Linked DNA regions of Homo sapiens: regions 1 and 3 are each linked to region 2. A link is a contact called in ENCODE Hi-C data. All regions are on one chromosome and are shown on one strand. Each heading gives the region's core, a stretch centred on a gene start or an enhancer-like site at or near the end of the contact. The rest is flanking DNA. Distances are from core to core; before and after follow the strand shown.

Region 1 (3,072 bases), core at 478-2,977, 2.9 Mb after region 2:
TAAGCAATGAATAACATTCTTTGGAGAGCAATTAGGAACTGTTTTTCATTTCTTCTGCAGTACTCCACTCCCTTATCCCTGCAAACAATTGCTCAAAGGTCAATACAACTGTTGGAAAATACAAATCAGAAGTGAACAGTGTAAACTTACATTATTTCACTCTCAAACAGAAGTTTCAGAGACTTATAACTGAAAAAGATCACACTACTTATGGTTGTAAAAGAACGTAGCTTCTCACCCTGAAACACCAGAATTTACTCCAGGTCCTTTAGGAGTATCTGGTGTTAAAGCAAACTAAATATGGCCTGAGAAGGACTCCATACATCTATACTTGAATCCTTGTGGATGAACTGTAACCTAGCTTAACAGACAAGATTGAAAACCTAACTTAGAAGTATGCGTCTCTTACAATAAGCGAGTCTTGGCCAATTCCAGCCGCCACACTTCAATCACTCATAGACTGCTAAGTGTTCAAATAAGGCCAACGCCAACCTGTAACCAATCCAGCTGTTTCTGTACTTCACTGCCAATTTCTGTACCTCATTTCCCTTTTTTTGTCTATAAATCTTCCACCACGTGGCTCTGCTGGAGTCTCTTAATCTGCTGTGATTCTGGGGGCTGCCCAATTCGTGAAATCGTTCACTGCTCAATTAAACTCCTTTAAATTTAATTCAGCTTAAGTTTTTCTTTTATAACTGGTAAACAACTGGAGACCAGGTAGGGTCTAAATGCTTTATTTATCAGCTTAGTCTCCACCTTAGAAGTGACAAACATTCTCCGTTTGGCCAAACTTCGGGCTCCTGGGCCTTCTCCTAGGACCATCTGTGCATCTTCTTGTAAAACTCAGTTTCAGCAAAGAACCTTGTTAAGGCAGTGTAGTGAGAATCCCTCACCCTTGATGGGGTTCCTCATCCTCCACCACCCCCAGGTGATGTCTGCTATCCTGGCCTATCTTCGTCTAGAATCCTGTTGTGTTGGTTTAGCCAGAATCTCCCTTGCCCCTGATATTTCCTCTTAGTAATTTTCCATCCACTGACCGACTTCCACCCCTTGGCTATAAATTCCTACTTACTCATACTGTATTTCTATTTGAACAGGTAAGGGAGAAGGGAAGAGTACGTAGGACACACTCAAATGCCTTATCCTCTAAAAATCACTCAGGAATCTTTAGCCTTAATTTCCCAGCTTTTGTCCTTTACACAGTTACAGATTTTCCTTGCTCATAAACGCTGTAGGTCTTCCCTGCTTAATTGGAAACTCCTTGCTCACAAAATGATTCACCCCCATTCCTAGAACCGGGCTTGGCAAAGCATAGGCTCCCAATAATGAATGAATGGATTTATAGAAGAAAAGGTTTTTTCTTTTTCAGCTGTTACTACAATGGTCAACAATAACGACAAAAACCACTTAAAGTTGGACAGACGTCTACTGCAACCAACTCTCAAAAAGTTTAGAACAGCGCACTACGCCCCGCCCATTGGCGAGAAACGGAAATACCCGCTTTCGAGAAAACCGGAAGTGCGTGGTCACGCCCCGCGCATGCGTGCATCGGGGCAGCTCACGCTTCCTAAATCCCGTCATCCAGTGAGAAAGCAGGGACTCTTCGGCCTAGGCAGCCGGGACCCAGCCAGCCCTGCGCCTCGCGCCGTCGCGCATGCGTCCTGGGTATGTCCACGCGCAATAAGGAGGGGCGAAAGGACATTTTTTTTTTTCTTGCTCCCGCCTCTGTTCTTCCCCCACCTGCCACGTACAGAGCCCAAGTTCTCGCTAGGCTTGTTGGGTCAGCGCGATTGGCCGGGGCCCGCGCGAGCCTGCGAGCGAGGTGCGGCGGTCGCGAAGGGCAACCGAGGGGGCCGTGACCACCGCCTCCCCGCGACGCCCCAGTCCAGTGGCCTCGCGTCCGCCCATTCAGCGGAGACCTGCGGAGAGGCGGCGGCCGCGGCCTCCGCAAGCCGGTATGGCCACTGGAGACGGGGGTTGCGGGCGCTCTGTCCGAGGAGGCCGGGAGACTAGGAGGCGCTGGGAGGGCCTCGTTCGAACCGCGCGGCAGCTGGGGTCGGAGGCACTGTGGGAAGGGGCTGGAGGGAGGAGGGGGTGGGAGGGAGGAGGGGGTGGGAGGGAGGACGAGGCCGGGGGGGAGGGCGGGCGGGGCCTTGCATGGGGGGAGGGGAAGGGAGGTCGCGGAGGGGGAGGGGAGAGAGGCAACCCCTGGCTGCGGTGGCCAGGAGGCGCGCCTGGGGGGCTCCGGGAGGGGAGTGCGCCAGCTAATGCCTTGGTGCAGCCTGCCTCCAAGCGTTTGGATTGAGAGGAGAGGGGCTTTGGGAGGTTTGGGGCGGCCGGCGCCCAATACCCGAAGGAGCTCGGAAGGGTGTGGAGTGGCGCCTACGGGAATAAGTTGATTGGGGTCATAGAATCGGAGCCTAGTTCCTTGGCTAAGTCAGCGCTTAATCAAGCGCCGGCTGGAGGCCCAGCCTGGTTTATAGTGATGATTCTAGCTAACTTTAAGAGTTTGCTTTGCTGGACACTACAGTAAGTATTTTGGATGCACTGTCTCATTTAATCATCACAAGGATTCCTCCAAATTCAGATATGGTTGTTTTCATTTCGAATGTGATGAAAGTGAGCCTTGGAGGACTTAAGATCACATAGCTAGTAGTGAGAATCTTTACCGTCTTGCTGCACTGCCTTTGAGGCAGGGTTTGAGGCCTCTTGGCATTCTTTAGAATAATTACAGGTTGACTTGGCTTAGTATTTCTTGAAGGAAACTGCTCCCCTCAGGAGGTGCTTAAGCCACAGCCTCTGAAATTGAGCAGGGTCTTACCCTTAGAGGTAGTAGAACCAGAAGTTTGTCCGCCGAACCTAGAACCTGGTTCAGGAGGCAGGCTTTTTATATGACCTTGGGCGTGTCAGATTATTCCCAGTGCTGAGAAAAGTGTACCTGGTAGAGGGTTATATTATACAAGTTAGAAGCCGAGTCATTTCTGGACTTCAGAGGGGGCGGGGCAAGGACAAGATGGGAGAAGAGCTTGTCGTAGGGCTCCTACTGGCAGTTCTAGGAACTAGTTAATACCA
Region 2 (3,005 bases), core at 486-2,985:
AATATAACATTTCTGCCGATCGCTAAGAAAAAAAAATGTTATATTTTGGCCGCAAGCACATTAGCTTCCATCTCTTACAAGTAAGTCACAACACCCAGGCACACAGAAAAGTGTTCAACACCTCCCTGTCAATGCATTCACGATTAGAAGTTCAGAAGTTAAAGAACCACCATAGTTACGGTTTGGGTCAATTTTGTTTACACAATAAAAAGCTCAAGACAAAAGAAGACAGGACATTATTTATTGAACAATAAATATGTGCCAAACATCTGTATTTCTGTTATCTTTAATACTCAGAACTACCAGATAAGATAAATACTATATTTTTGAAGGTGAGGATAGAAGCACGGAGAAGGGTAAATTGGGCTAAGACCACACAGTAAGAAAGAATGTATTTCCATACTCCATTTTTACAAGGACATTTATATGTTGATATGCATCCATAGGGTCTTTGTTTTGTTTTTGTCTTTCAACAAGAATCACTAATCCAGAGCCGCTTTTGTTTTTTCGCTGTAAAAATGACAATTACATTTGGAAATTTGGAGAAGTGACAAAAGATAAATCACCCCATAATCACACGCTTACAACCGTCCCCCCTACCATATTACTTTGAAATAATTCCTTCTAGTCTCTTTTTGCACCCTCCTAGTCCATTTAATAGGCCAAATGAATTGACAGGCCAAAGAACAGGCAGTGCAGTAAACATACACTAGCTAGTTGAAAAGGGTCGCGCGGTGGGGGGCAGGGGGTCGGAAATCCTACACCCATGCAAACAAAAAAAATGAAGAGATACAAACCCCTATTTGAAGAATGAGGCCATTCGCTGGGGGTGAGGTTAGTGGAGTTGGGCAGATTGAAAGGCTAGATCTTTAAAATGACTGCATCTGTAATGTGTCCGTTGGAAAACGCAGTAATAAAAGATGTGGGGAAGGGTATGCCTAAATATTTTCTATTTGAAGACCATTTGTGACTATGACTATAAAATCCAAGTGCAATTTAAGAAGGTGGTCAACTTTAAGTATTGACTATTAATACCTTTCCTGACCACCTGCCGATTTGATTCTGGAGACTGTAATCTACTCACAGGAGATTATGCCTGGTAGAAATCTCTTCGGGAGACCACACAACTAAGAAGCAGGGGTACAGGCATACTTTATTAGCCGAATAACACCTTTTGACTTTTTACACCAGTTCTCCCCTCTACCTTCCTGTATTAACAGTTTTACCTCTACAGGGACTCAGGGTGGGAGGCCTATCAGAACCCAGAGAAGAGTCGGTGCGATGGGCAACTGGGGAACTCCGGCGCACATCTTGCCCCAGGGGGGACAGTATCGTCTTGCAGTCGTTGCCACAACGCTACGCTGGTGCCCGGTAACGACACTCTCCGCGCCACACCCAGCGCCAGCCTCTTGGATCCCCAGGAAGACCAGGGCCGAGCGACAAACACGCAGCACACGCGAACGCCAAACGCTTCCCAGAAAGCTGTGCGCGAGCCTACAACTCCCATGATGCTACGCCGGGAACTGCCCGGCTCCTCGCAGGAAATAGGCAGCTCACCCTGCCACCTGTGCACACATTTTTCTTCAATGTATAGTTCCTCGGCGCGCCTCTGACCTTTTCCCGGAGCTCTTCAATCCCAGAAGCTATAGCACAACGGCTGAATCGCCAGGACCCCCGGGGAGGCGTGGCTTCAGGACCGGAAGAAGCTCCTGTTGCCAAGGGAACGGTGCCTGCCAAGGCGCCTGCTCAGCGACTGATGCACAGACTGCTGCAGAGGCTGCCGGTTTTCCCAACTTCTAGAGACGGCTTTGCTCATTACCAGGCATCCTTCCCATGTAGGCATCGAGAAGAAGGCTGAGGGACCCTCGCACCAGATTTCCATCCCGGAGACCGATACGAGTGCGTCCATTCCTGTTGCCAGCTCCTGCGCCCTCCGGACTAACCTCAAAAACCAGGTATCTCCTCAACGCCGGTTTTTAAAGCCAGCGCCACCCTCTGTCCCCGTCAGTTTTAGAATTCCTCTTTGGTCTTTCCCATGTTTTTCACTCCACGCGTGTAGTTGTTGCTAATGTATGAGAAGTAGAAAAGAAGGTGAGTTATAGAGGCCCTAGAAAACTTACTAAACTGGTTTGGACGTATGTTTGGTTGATGGGTTTTAACAATGCTCAACTTAGACCCGTGTATTGGGGGTGTGTGTGTGTGTGTGTGTGTGTGTGTGTGTGTGTGTGTAAGTGTAATTTAAATTATATCATAAAAAACTGAAAGCCGAATAAGAATGTTTATTTGGGGTAATAAAAGTAGGCAACATTTCAATCAACAAACACTTTACAGAGTTTACTAAGTATCATTCGTGGTGTTTTCTCTGGGCTACCACTCTGTCTCTGCAGCTTACCCTCTAAGCTGTTAACTGTGGATAACATCCTAATTCTTCTGGACTTCTCTGGCAATATGTAATCCTTTAGGAAACAGTCTGTCAGACAATAACCAAGAGAATTTGGCTGGTGTGCAAAGAGAGGGTTACAGTAAGATAAGAAACAAGAAAGGAAGATTGGAGCCAGATTGTGGACAACCTTAAAAGCTGTGCTTGGAAGTTTGAAACTACTGGCTTTATTCTGAAAGCCAGTAGTTCTCAATAGTAACTTCACATCAGAAACACTGGGTAGCTTTTAAAACTACAGATGCCCTGATCTTATTTTCAAAAATTCGGATTCAGCAATTGATTTCAGAGTGCAGCCAGGGTTGAGAATCATGGCTATCAGAGTAGGAAGCTGCAGAAAACAGTTGTGTCTCTCGCTGCACACTTAAGACACGATTAACAAATATTGACTGGCTTCAATTATCTTTTATTTATGCATGCAGAAAGTCAACTTATGGAAGGAAAATTATAACTACTTGAAACGTAGAAGTTTAAAGGCTCTATGATAGTTGTTTATAAAGCAATTTCAATAAATGTGATTACCTCTTTTAGAAAAACTGCCTGCTCTTCTAAATTGTGTGTCCCAAAA
Region 3 (2,987 bases), core at 286-2,785, 2.6 Mb after region 2:
GCTTGACAGTTCTGCTTACAGTTCAGAGGCTGTAAAACAAATGCCACTGAACACCATTTCACTCTTTAGAACCTGTGTAGTCTTTCTTTTTCTATGTAGAAAGCCATCTAATCGTTTTTGTTTTTGTTTTGCTTTTGTCAACTAACCGTCACTGTAGTTGCCCACTTACCCCCAGCAAAAACACACTCCAAAAGGGGGAGTGGCTCATTATTAAAAGGCTCTTAGCGATTAGGTTGTAGGCTTTGGAAATCACAGAAACAGTTCGTATCACGATGTACCAATTGTTAATCGAATTTAGCTTCCTTCACTTATTAAATACAATCATCACATTTGCAAATGCCCCACTCCCATCTACAACACTAGGGATAAATGCTGTGTCACTGAGAAGAAAAGCAAAGGATTTTTCTGAAACCAAAAGCAAACTGTCAAAGAATGCCAGTAACCTGTCATCGAGCTACTCTATGCCCTCCACTGGCAGCCAGAAATGAGTCTCCCTAAACCCAAGTGTTGTGCTGCCGCTTGGCAGCTTCCGTCTGATGGGAAGCCCCCTCACTGACACAACCCGCCAAGGAAAAGCTGCACGAGCCAGTTTCCTCCTCTACGGCCTGGGGCTGCTTCTCACCATGTCCAAGTGAGCACCGGGACCTTCAGGGTGTCCGCTGCCCGGGGCCGGACTGGCCCTGCCCTCCGGGGTCTTCCGTTCGCTGTTGCGCTTCAGGCCGCTGGCGTCGCCCCGGCCTCTGGCCTCCCGGCGCCGTTGCTGCCGACTCCACAGGTATATGGCACCCGCGCCCAGCAGCAGGGGTGCCCCGACCGCCAGAGCCAGCTGCCATCGCGGCAGCCCCCCCGTGCCCGGGCCCGCAGTCCCGCCGCCGCCCACCCCACTCCCGGAGCTCGGTACAGCGGCTGCGACCACCGCTGCCTCCACAGGTTTAGAGGCGGCCATGACAAGTGTCCTCTGCCACCGCCTCCCTGTCTGTCGCGAGCGCCACAATCACCAAACAGCGTGCGAAGGAAGACCGAGGGAGGGAAGGAAAGCAATGAGCGAGCGAGCACGCTAGGCAGAGAGAGCGGACGACAGAAAAGGGCCAGAGGTCACCGGAAGCCCAGGGCATGCCGGGCCAGACCTGGCCGTCCTTCTCCTCCAGTATCAACCGAAGAGGGAGAGGAGGGGCGGAAATCACTTCCGGGTTAAGGGAAAGCGTGGGTGTGAGTAGGAGTCTTCGGAAACCCTTTTTCTTTCTTTTCGCCCCGCTGCTGTTCGGGAGATGGACTTCTGGAGTCCCCGTCGTAGCTGGTGTTGTCCCCTCTACCTTCAGGAAAGAAGGGCAGATGGCCCTCTTGCCTACTGAAGCCGAGGAGGGGCGCGTATACAGCGGGCTAAGGGCGCTCAAGAGATCCGAGTGGAAGAAAAAGCAGCGGCACAGCACTGGAATGGGCGGGAGTGGCAGAAGAGTTGTGAAGGCTATTGGCTAGCAAGGGTGGTGGGCGGGGCGTAGACCGAGCTACCCAGTTTACTGGTCGATTTCGGATCCAGTTTTCCAGTTATAGCCACGTTGGCACCTCTTGAACCTCTGTGGCCGTTAGCACGGTTTTCTGCCCGCGTGCCCGAGAAACCAACGGATTAGAAGGACTTTTAAAGATGTGTGAGGAAAGAGCTCACCGCTGAAGAAGGCTGCTGCATCACTGAACTTCTTATCACTAACATAGCGAGATTTTAGTTTGGACGAATTTGAGGTTATAGGGGAGATAGCGATGGCAGAAGACTAGGTGGAAATGGCACATCTAGGTTGGCTGCAGTCGAAACGGTTTGAGCGTGGTCGCTGTGGCTCATCGTCGGCACCAATTAACGAAGCGATGACATCTGCGTTGTTAGGGGTTTCTTAAACTGAGTTGGTAGAAATGCGAAGCGTCAGGGTTCCCGCCGGCTTCGAGCCTTTCTTGGCGTATTTGTATCTTGAGCTGATTTCTGCGTCAGCCCACATCTCGCTCTGATCCGCACGCCCCCCGGGTTGTTTTGCAGTAGCAGTCTCAGCCCTCTTCTCGTCTCATTCCCAAATCGTAATTTCAGTTCACAGCTTTTTATCTATAATAGCTTTATCAACTCTTTTTCCGATGCTCTGCACCAGATCTCTTAAAATATAAAATTACCTTGCAAGGTATTGTTTGGAATACACGGTATTTTCATGAAGACAACTATTAATAGAAAAATCAGAGTCCAGAACTATGGTTCTCCATTTCTGGTATACTGGTTTGCAGAAGCCTTACATTAAGATTTCATAAATGATTGTTTTGCTGTTAAGTGCAACAACATCACAGTAGAGCTACATAAAGATTGAAAGGAGATATTTTATCAAGTGGCACCAGAATGGACTGATTAAAATAGAATGGCCTAATTGGAAAGAATTTCAGGATCACCGGTTTCTCCTGCTTCATGTAAGTTCCTATTAGTAAATTGCCTTCAGGCAATAGGGTTTCTTAGCAACAGACTAAAAAAATGGGCTAAAAATAGCAGTGGAATTGAGTTGATCGTTGCAGGCAATAGGCTTTTCTCCCCTCCTGATCCCCCAATCCCCAAAGGCAAATTTTCTGCCCCTTAATATAAGCTCTGCCTTGCCTTTTTCAGAACACAAGTTAGGATTTTTTTTTTTTTCTGAAATTTCAGTTTTGCTGTGGCCTCTTGGAGGATTGTAGAGTGCTAACAATTACAAACTTGATAGGAACTAAAACATATTTGAAGTTTTTTTTTTAAACCTTTTTCTTATTTATTGGAGTAAGCAATACACTGTTACGGTTAAACTCCAAAAGTTACAGAGTTTACTGTGAAAAGTCTTCCTTCAGTCCCTGTCCTCAGCTGCACAGTTCCCCTCTCCAAAGGGAATCGGTGTTATTTTCTTGAAACATTTTTTGGATTAATATTTATCTAAAGGCCTGATTTTGTTTGGCTTTATTTTTAAGGTTGGCATTAGTAAACGAATCTGTTCTGG

What was found. A loop is a pair of places that touch in the nucleus more often than their neighbours do. Pooled maps may share reads with other maps.
Region 1: a loop to region 2 is called in a map of CD8-positive, alpha-beta T cell, with 33 times the contacts of the local background. The contact joins the promoter of TFG here to the promoter of ARL6 in region 2. A Hi-C loop is called at or near these places in 3 of 168 maps with a recorded cell type or tissue (CD4-positive, alpha-beta T cell and CD8-positive, alpha-beta T cell) and 8 of 50 pooled maps.
Region 3: a loop to region 2 is called in a map of naive thymus-derived CD4-positive, alpha-beta T cell, with 29 times the contacts of the local background. The contact joins the promoter of LNP1 here to the promoter of ARL6 in region 2. A Hi-C loop is called at or near these places in 2 of 168 maps with a recorded cell type or tissue (CD4-positive, alpha-beta memory T cell and naive thymus-derived CD4-positive, alpha-beta T cell) and 7 of 50 pooled maps.

What each region holds. Positions count from the first base shown.
Region 1 is chr3:100,707,767-100,710,838 of GRCh38, forward strand. It overlaps TFG (trafficking from ER to golgi regulator), which reads left to right and starts at 1,728. Exons shown (of 8, transcript NM_006070.6): 1 at 1,728-1,955. RefSeq lists enhancers at 1,296-2,187, 2,188-3,072 and a silencer at 1,825-2,054.
Region 2 is chr3:97,763,023-97,766,027 of GRCh38, forward strand. It overlaps ARL6 (ARF like GTPase 6), which reads left to right and starts at 1,736. Exons shown (of 8, transcript NM_001278293.3): 1 at 1,736-1,955. RefSeq lists enhancers at 1,067-1,568, 1,204-1,743, 1,569-2,068, 1,784-1,893.
Region 3 is chr3:100,400,004-100,402,990 of GRCh38, forward strand. LNP1 (leukemia NUP98 fusion partner 1) reads left to right here and starts at 1,536. Exons shown (of 4, transcript NM_001085451.2): 1 at 1,536-2,436. TOMM70 (translocase of outer mitochondrial membrane 70) reads right to left here and starts at 1,086. Exons shown (of 12, transcript NM_014820.5): 1 at 623-1,086. The coding sequence starts at 946. RefSeq lists enhancers at 1-423, 1,105-1,214, 1,265-1,314, 1,325-1,414 and silencers at 785-864, 1,475-1,554.